Linked DNA regions of Homo sapiens: region 1 is linked to region 2. Evidence: read pairs that join two places in POLR2A ChIA-PET (ENCODE). Cell type or tissue: OCI-LY7. All regions are shown on one strand. Links, peaks and the distances in the headings refer to the core of each region. The heading gives the core; the rest is flanking DNA.

Region 1 (2,916 bases), core at 257-2,756, 140 kb after region 2:
CCCCAGCTCTACTAAAAGTACAAAAGTATTAGCTGAGTGTGGTGGCGTGTGCCTGTGATCCCAGATACTAGGGAGGTTGAGGCACGAGAATCACTTGAACCCAGGAGGCGAAGGTTAGAGAGAGCCAAGATCATACCACTGTGCTCCAGCCTGGGCAAAAGAGCGAGATTCTGTCTCAAAAAAAAAAAAAAAAGATTTTGTTTAATCCTAACAGTAATCCTATAAGGCCAGGATGCTTATCTGTCTTTTACAGGCAATACTAAGGGAGGCTCAGAGAGATTCGTTGAATTGTCCAAGGTCACACAGCTAGTTAGCAACAATATTGACCCAGTTCTGAGTCCAAAGCCTTGTGTTTTCTCCACTAAAGCCATATGATCTTGCGGTTATTAGCCTAGCTAATAAAATAAAAACGGTATCACATTTCCCCACCTAAATATGCATCACAGCCCCATAGGAATACTGACATACGTTTGAAATGCACAGTTCACATTCTTGGCTTTCAAGGTCTTTGAATAGGACCCTTACAGTTTGCATATATAAAATCTGAAAAAAGTTTAATGAAACAATACCTACCATTGTTGCGATGGACTCCGATTTTTTTTTCCTTCACATTTTAAATTTACTTCCCAATCCATCCATAGGCCCTGCGGTTTGTGAAACATGGAATTAGAGCAACAGTAAAGAAGTTCCATTTCCCATCCAGGGTAACATCAGGCCTAACTGACAAGTGCAGGTGCTGAGGCTGATTGAATAGGACAGAAAGGAGCAGCCAGGGGAGATGCCGAGCACCCAGAGCCTGCAGCCAAGCTCCCCAGCAGACCAAATGAAGCTTGTGCCAACACAGTGGGCCTGTCCCAAGCCCAGAGAAAGGCTCTGAAGACAGAAAAGGGGACTGCCTTGCTCTGCCAGGGAGGCCCAAGACAAAAAACAGCATTCCAGGCCAGAGAATGCCAGGAAATGCAAAGATGCTTGCAAATTTCTGAAGCCTGGGAGAGAAATCCTAGCAGACCTGACAAATATCTTCCTCACCTGAGTGAGGCTCCCCACCTTGGATTTGCCTCTAACTAAAATCACAGGCTGGAAATGCAGAAGTCCCTCTGCCAGTGAGGAGCTGGACCGGTTGGGACAGACAGCCTTACCATCCAAGTTACCAGGCCTCTTTGTTTAAAAAACACTGAGTGCCCAAAGCGGTTTGTAAGGGTAAACAGAGGGTGACTGCTAACCCATACCTGAAGGTGTTAAAGAAAAAAAAAATCAACAACAAAAAACGTGTATGCTTTTTCTGAAAGGTTGCTGTTGATCCTTGTTGTAAGGTTTCCTTTTGACTTACAAGAATGGAAATGAGGAAGTAGGAAAGAGATAGCATGGTTCACTACAGTCTAACATAAGTACTACCAGCAAATTGATAGTCATGTTCAGAAATGAACTCTGCATTGAACACACTCATGGCATTTGACCAGTGATTTTGCTTCTAGGAAATATTCAGAAATAAGTAAAAAGTGGCCAGGCATGGTGGCTCACTCCTGTATTCCCAGTACTTTGGGAGGCCAAGGCAGGAGGATCACTTGGGCCCGGGAGTTCAAGGCTGCAGTGAGCTGTCATTGTACCTGTGAATAGACACACTCCAGCCTGGGGACAGAGTGAGACCCTGTCTCTAAAAAGAATTATTTTTAATTAAAAAAATTATGAATTGCAGCATTATTTATAATGTGGAAACAACCTAGATGTCCAATGAGAGGTTTGGCTAAATGCATTTTAATCTGCCTTTATGATGCATTATTATCATTATAACACTATCAAATTCTTATGAATACTAAACTGAATGCCTTGCAAAAATATACACAATATCTTGTGAGAAAAACTATTTTCAGAAGGATCCCTGTTTGAAAAAGAGTATGTATGAATCCAGAAAAGACTGAAAGAATATACTAATAAATGTTAATCATATTTATTTCTGATGGAAGATAATCTTTGCTTTCTTTTTCTTTTCTTTTTTGAGACAGGTTCTTGCTCTGTTGCCCAGGCTGGAGTGCATTGGCACAATCATAGCTCACTGCAGCCTCAAACTCTTGGGCTCAAGTGATCTTCCCACCTCAGCCTCCCAAAGTGCTGGGATTATAGGCATGAGCCACACGGTGCCCAGCCCCCAAATCCCAATTTCTTTTTTCTTTTCTTTTCTTTTCTTTTTTTTTTTTTTTGAGACAGAGTCTCCCTCTGTCACCTAGGCTGGAGTGCAGTGGCGCGATCTCAGCTCACTGCAACCTCTGCCTCCCGGGTTCAAGCGATTCTCGTGCCTCAGCCTCCCAAATAGCTGGGCCAAATCCCAATTTCTAAGAGAAGAAATGTGCTACTAGAGGACTCAAAGATTCAGATAATTTTACAAATTCAGCATTACTCTAGAAACTGTTCCCTATGGGGAAATATTCCCTGTAAAGATAAATATGCACATTTATCATAGCTCTAAACTTTTACCTCTTGTCACTATTGATGTGTCTTCTCTAATAGCTATTCATTCTTTCCCTGTAATTTGGACCTTAGTCCGAATCTTTGCTTCTCTTCTGCTCTCTTTAAGACCTCAGTGACCAACTCTTCTTAGAGGCGTTTTAAACACTGTCATTATGTAAATGACCCTTGATTTCCATTCCAGCCCCAGGCTGTATCCTGGACTTCAGACTCCTATTCCCACCACTCACCAGTTTTGCAAGCTCTCCAGTTTGCCCTCTAAACCTTACCTCTTTCCGATTTCACTACCTGCAGAATTCCCACACTGGCTCAAATTCTAGCAGTTGTTTTTGACTCCCCTTTCTCCTCTCCCCTCACACCAACTTCAGTAACATTTAAGTCACAAGAGTTTTTGAATTCTTTTTTTCACTTCTTTTGTTCTGGCATTTATTATTTTGTGGTTAAGAATGGAGG
Region 2 (2,916 bases), core at 327-2,826:
TGCACCCACCGTTCGTATGATCTCATCCACTACCACAGCTTTCCATACCATTCATCTGTGACTCCTTGCAGATTCAGACTTCCATCCCATCTTCAAGTGGCCAGTTATCTAGTTGTCCTCTCAACAAACCACAACCTTCGTCCATTCAAAGCAGAATCTTGATTCTTCCCTCCCCCTGCCCAAACCTCTTCTTTCTCCCATCTCTCCCACCTCCACACATGGCACCAAACACAGCCAAAACAGGGGAGTTGTCCTGGACTCCCACATCCCACGTTCTGTTGATTCTAATTTTCCAGAATTCGAATTGCATCCCACAGCCAAAAAACAGCAGTTTCTTCTTAATTATTTTGCATTCTAAAGATTGCTGCAAACAGGACTAGAGAAGACACCCCCGTCGTCCTTCGCTGTACCCCCTTCCTGCCCTCCAACTGTGACCTTGGCTGAACCAGCCCTACCACTATCAAGCCAACAAGAAGACTGCAGAAAGAGAGGGGTTTTGGGGGGTTTATTGCCTTGGGAGCAAGGACTAAGCACTCACGAGGAACGTTACTGCCTCCCTCACTCTGGGGAAAGTAAAGAGATGAATCCCAAAGTGATGAGAGGCTCGAAAGCCAGGGTCAGCAAACTTTTTCTGTGAAGGGCCAGATGGCAAATACTTTAGGATTTGCTGTCATACAGTGCCCGTCACAACTACTCAGTACTGCCATTGTAGCGTGAAGGCAGCCGCAGACAGTAGCGAATGAGACAGAAATAAATGAGCAAGGCTGTCTTCCAGTAAGACTTTATTTATGGACACTTACATTTGAATTTCATGTGATTTTTCACATATCACGAAATAGTATTCTTCTCTTGATTTTTTTTTCAACTACTTAAAATAGGTAAAAACTATTCTTAGCTCACGGGTTAAACAAAAACAGGCAGCAGGCCAGTCCTGGCCACTGGCCATACTTTGCCAACTCTTAATCCAGGAGAGCCACTCACAGACAATGCAGGGCCAGAAAGGGACAGTGACATCTCACTTCCCAGTAGACCCCTGATAAGCTGCAGAACTGCAGGCCCCTTCTGGAATGGAGCTAAGGGCGATGAGAACATTGTGTGTTCTCTGGAGGCTGGGGACACAGGGAGCCTATGGCCGGGGCCTGCCACTTAGCTGGAAGCTTCTGAAGGCAGGATGACTCAGTGGAGCAGGCCCTGATGCAAGAGGAACAGGACTCATTTGCACTCAACTATCTCTCAAAAATATTATAAAGCTGTGTCTCCTAAACTTCAGCTCTCTCTGCAGTAAATTTAAACTGTTGCGACATTGTTGCGGGTGATTTACTGGGGTGGTAAGCTTTTGCATGTTTTTTGGGAGGTTCCTTTTAAATTTCTACTACCATTGCTATCATTTTTAAGGAGTTATTCAGATGACAGAATGTTAAGCGCTGATAGTGGCTAACAAGGGAGGCTGCAGAAAGTCTATGCTGGGATCTTTAAAACCGTGATCAACTGCCATCTGTTTTGGGAGTTTTAAAGTGAGCCCAGCATGCATCAGGAGGCTAGGTGGGTCACCACTTAAGTCTCCTCCATCTTCCTAATTCCAAGATACGAGAGGAAACAGATGTGCGTTGGGGAGAGTAATGAGAAAGAGCAACTCTGCTTTCCTTTTCTCCAACAACAGAAACAGTGAATATTAACTCCCCAAATCCCTGTGTAACACTCACTGAGTACCCAGCCAAAGAAGTTTCCTTTGAAATTGAATCTGTCTGTCTAAGAGGGTCTACAAAGCCTGCATTTTAACTCTGAAATAATTCCAGTTACTTGAGCTGCTGTTGCTGCTAAAAGATGTTTGAAGAGGAGGAGGAAAAGCCATCTCGATATGACAAGGATTTGTCACTTGCTGCAAAGAAGGCACGGGATTTTTTTTTTTTCCCTGTAAAAGGGGTAGTCAGAGTTGGGAGCTTGTCCCTGTCTTCTTGGCCGAGATTCCTAGAGGAAACACAAATAGACTTTTTCAGGTCACAGGTTTCTCTGCATCAGGTGGTCCGGAGTCTCGCTCAGTTTCTATAAATCAGGCCGTTTCTCTCCAACTTATGAGTCTCCTAGCACTGGACATTCTGGAAATCCAAATGAAATTGACAAATTCGGTTGATGTCATAGCAAATTCAATGCACCTTGCTCTCTTCAGGCTGATTTCAAATCACTGGATTGAGAAGAGCTAAAATCTAGCTTTTGTTTTTAAAAATTAGACTGTATAAACTGATTTTAAAAAAATAACACAGGAATAGATATTATGTAAGATTTTCTATTCCCCGCACCCCCCGCCCCCCACCCCGCCACCAGATTTTTGTGGCCATCACCTTTTCGTGACCAATTTTATTCCCACAGTGCAAGCAGAGGGTTTGCAGTTTTGTGATGCCTTTTCGTTTTTTAGTGCCACATCATTATCAATCAAGATGTCCAGATAAATTACTTAACAGAGAGGCAGTAGAGGCGCTGCTCACATAACCACCCAGCTGAGAAAGCCTTCCTTCACTCACTCTCTTCTGTCCTGGACAGACTCATGTGGTTTACAGTTGCTCTCATTTCCATTTATCAGAAACAGATTTGCAAATGTTTTCTTTTAAGCTGGTGTCCCTTCTCTCCATTGTAATCTCAATAAGTATGAAAAGAGAAATATAGAAAATGAGCAGCATTGCTTTTTATCTCATCACCACTCACTGAGCACCTACTGCATACTCGCCTCCAAGCAGGCGTCCCCTCCCTAACAACAGCACAAGCAGGCATTATTCATCCATTTTCACAGCTACGTAAACTAAGCTGTAGAAGTTCAATAACTTGCCCGGGCTCATACTTCTGGTATGAAGTGGAGCCTGGCTTCCAGCCCAGCTCTGTCTGCCTCCAGCGCCTTTCTCTGCACTGTTCAGCAATGCCTGG

The links. ChIA-PET counts read pairs that join two places held together with the same protein. Peaks named below come from ENCODE experiments on the same cell type or tissue, not always from the same donor. Only the 100,000 strongest peaks of a DNase experiment are listed, where the experiment ranks them.
Region 1: POLR2A ChIA-PET joins it to region 2 with 16 read pairs; 10 of 35 experiments call an interaction of 5 or more read pairs at or near these places.

What each region holds. Positions count from the first base shown.
Region 1 is chr13:30,476,689-30,479,604 of GRCh38, forward strand. It overlaps a transcript of HMGB1 not described here. Among named protein-coding and RNA genes, the nearest start is that of HMGB1, 12 kb to the left of the region's middle. In OCI-LY7, for the core only: no CTCF peak of the experiment used is centred there; a DNase peak (open chromatin) is centred at 1,353.
Region 2 is chr13:30,339,501-30,342,416 of GRCh38, forward strand. It overlaps LINC00426 (long intergenic non-protein coding RNA 426), which reads right to left. Exons shown (of 5, transcript NR_024464.2): 5 at 766-1,968. All of the region lies in intron 1 of LOC124903145 (a long non-coding RNA gene), which reads left to right. Among named protein-coding and RNA genes, the nearest start is that of LINC00427, 21 kb to the left of the region's middle. In OCI-LY7, for the core only: no CTCF peak of the experiment used is centred there; no DNase peak of the experiment used is centred there.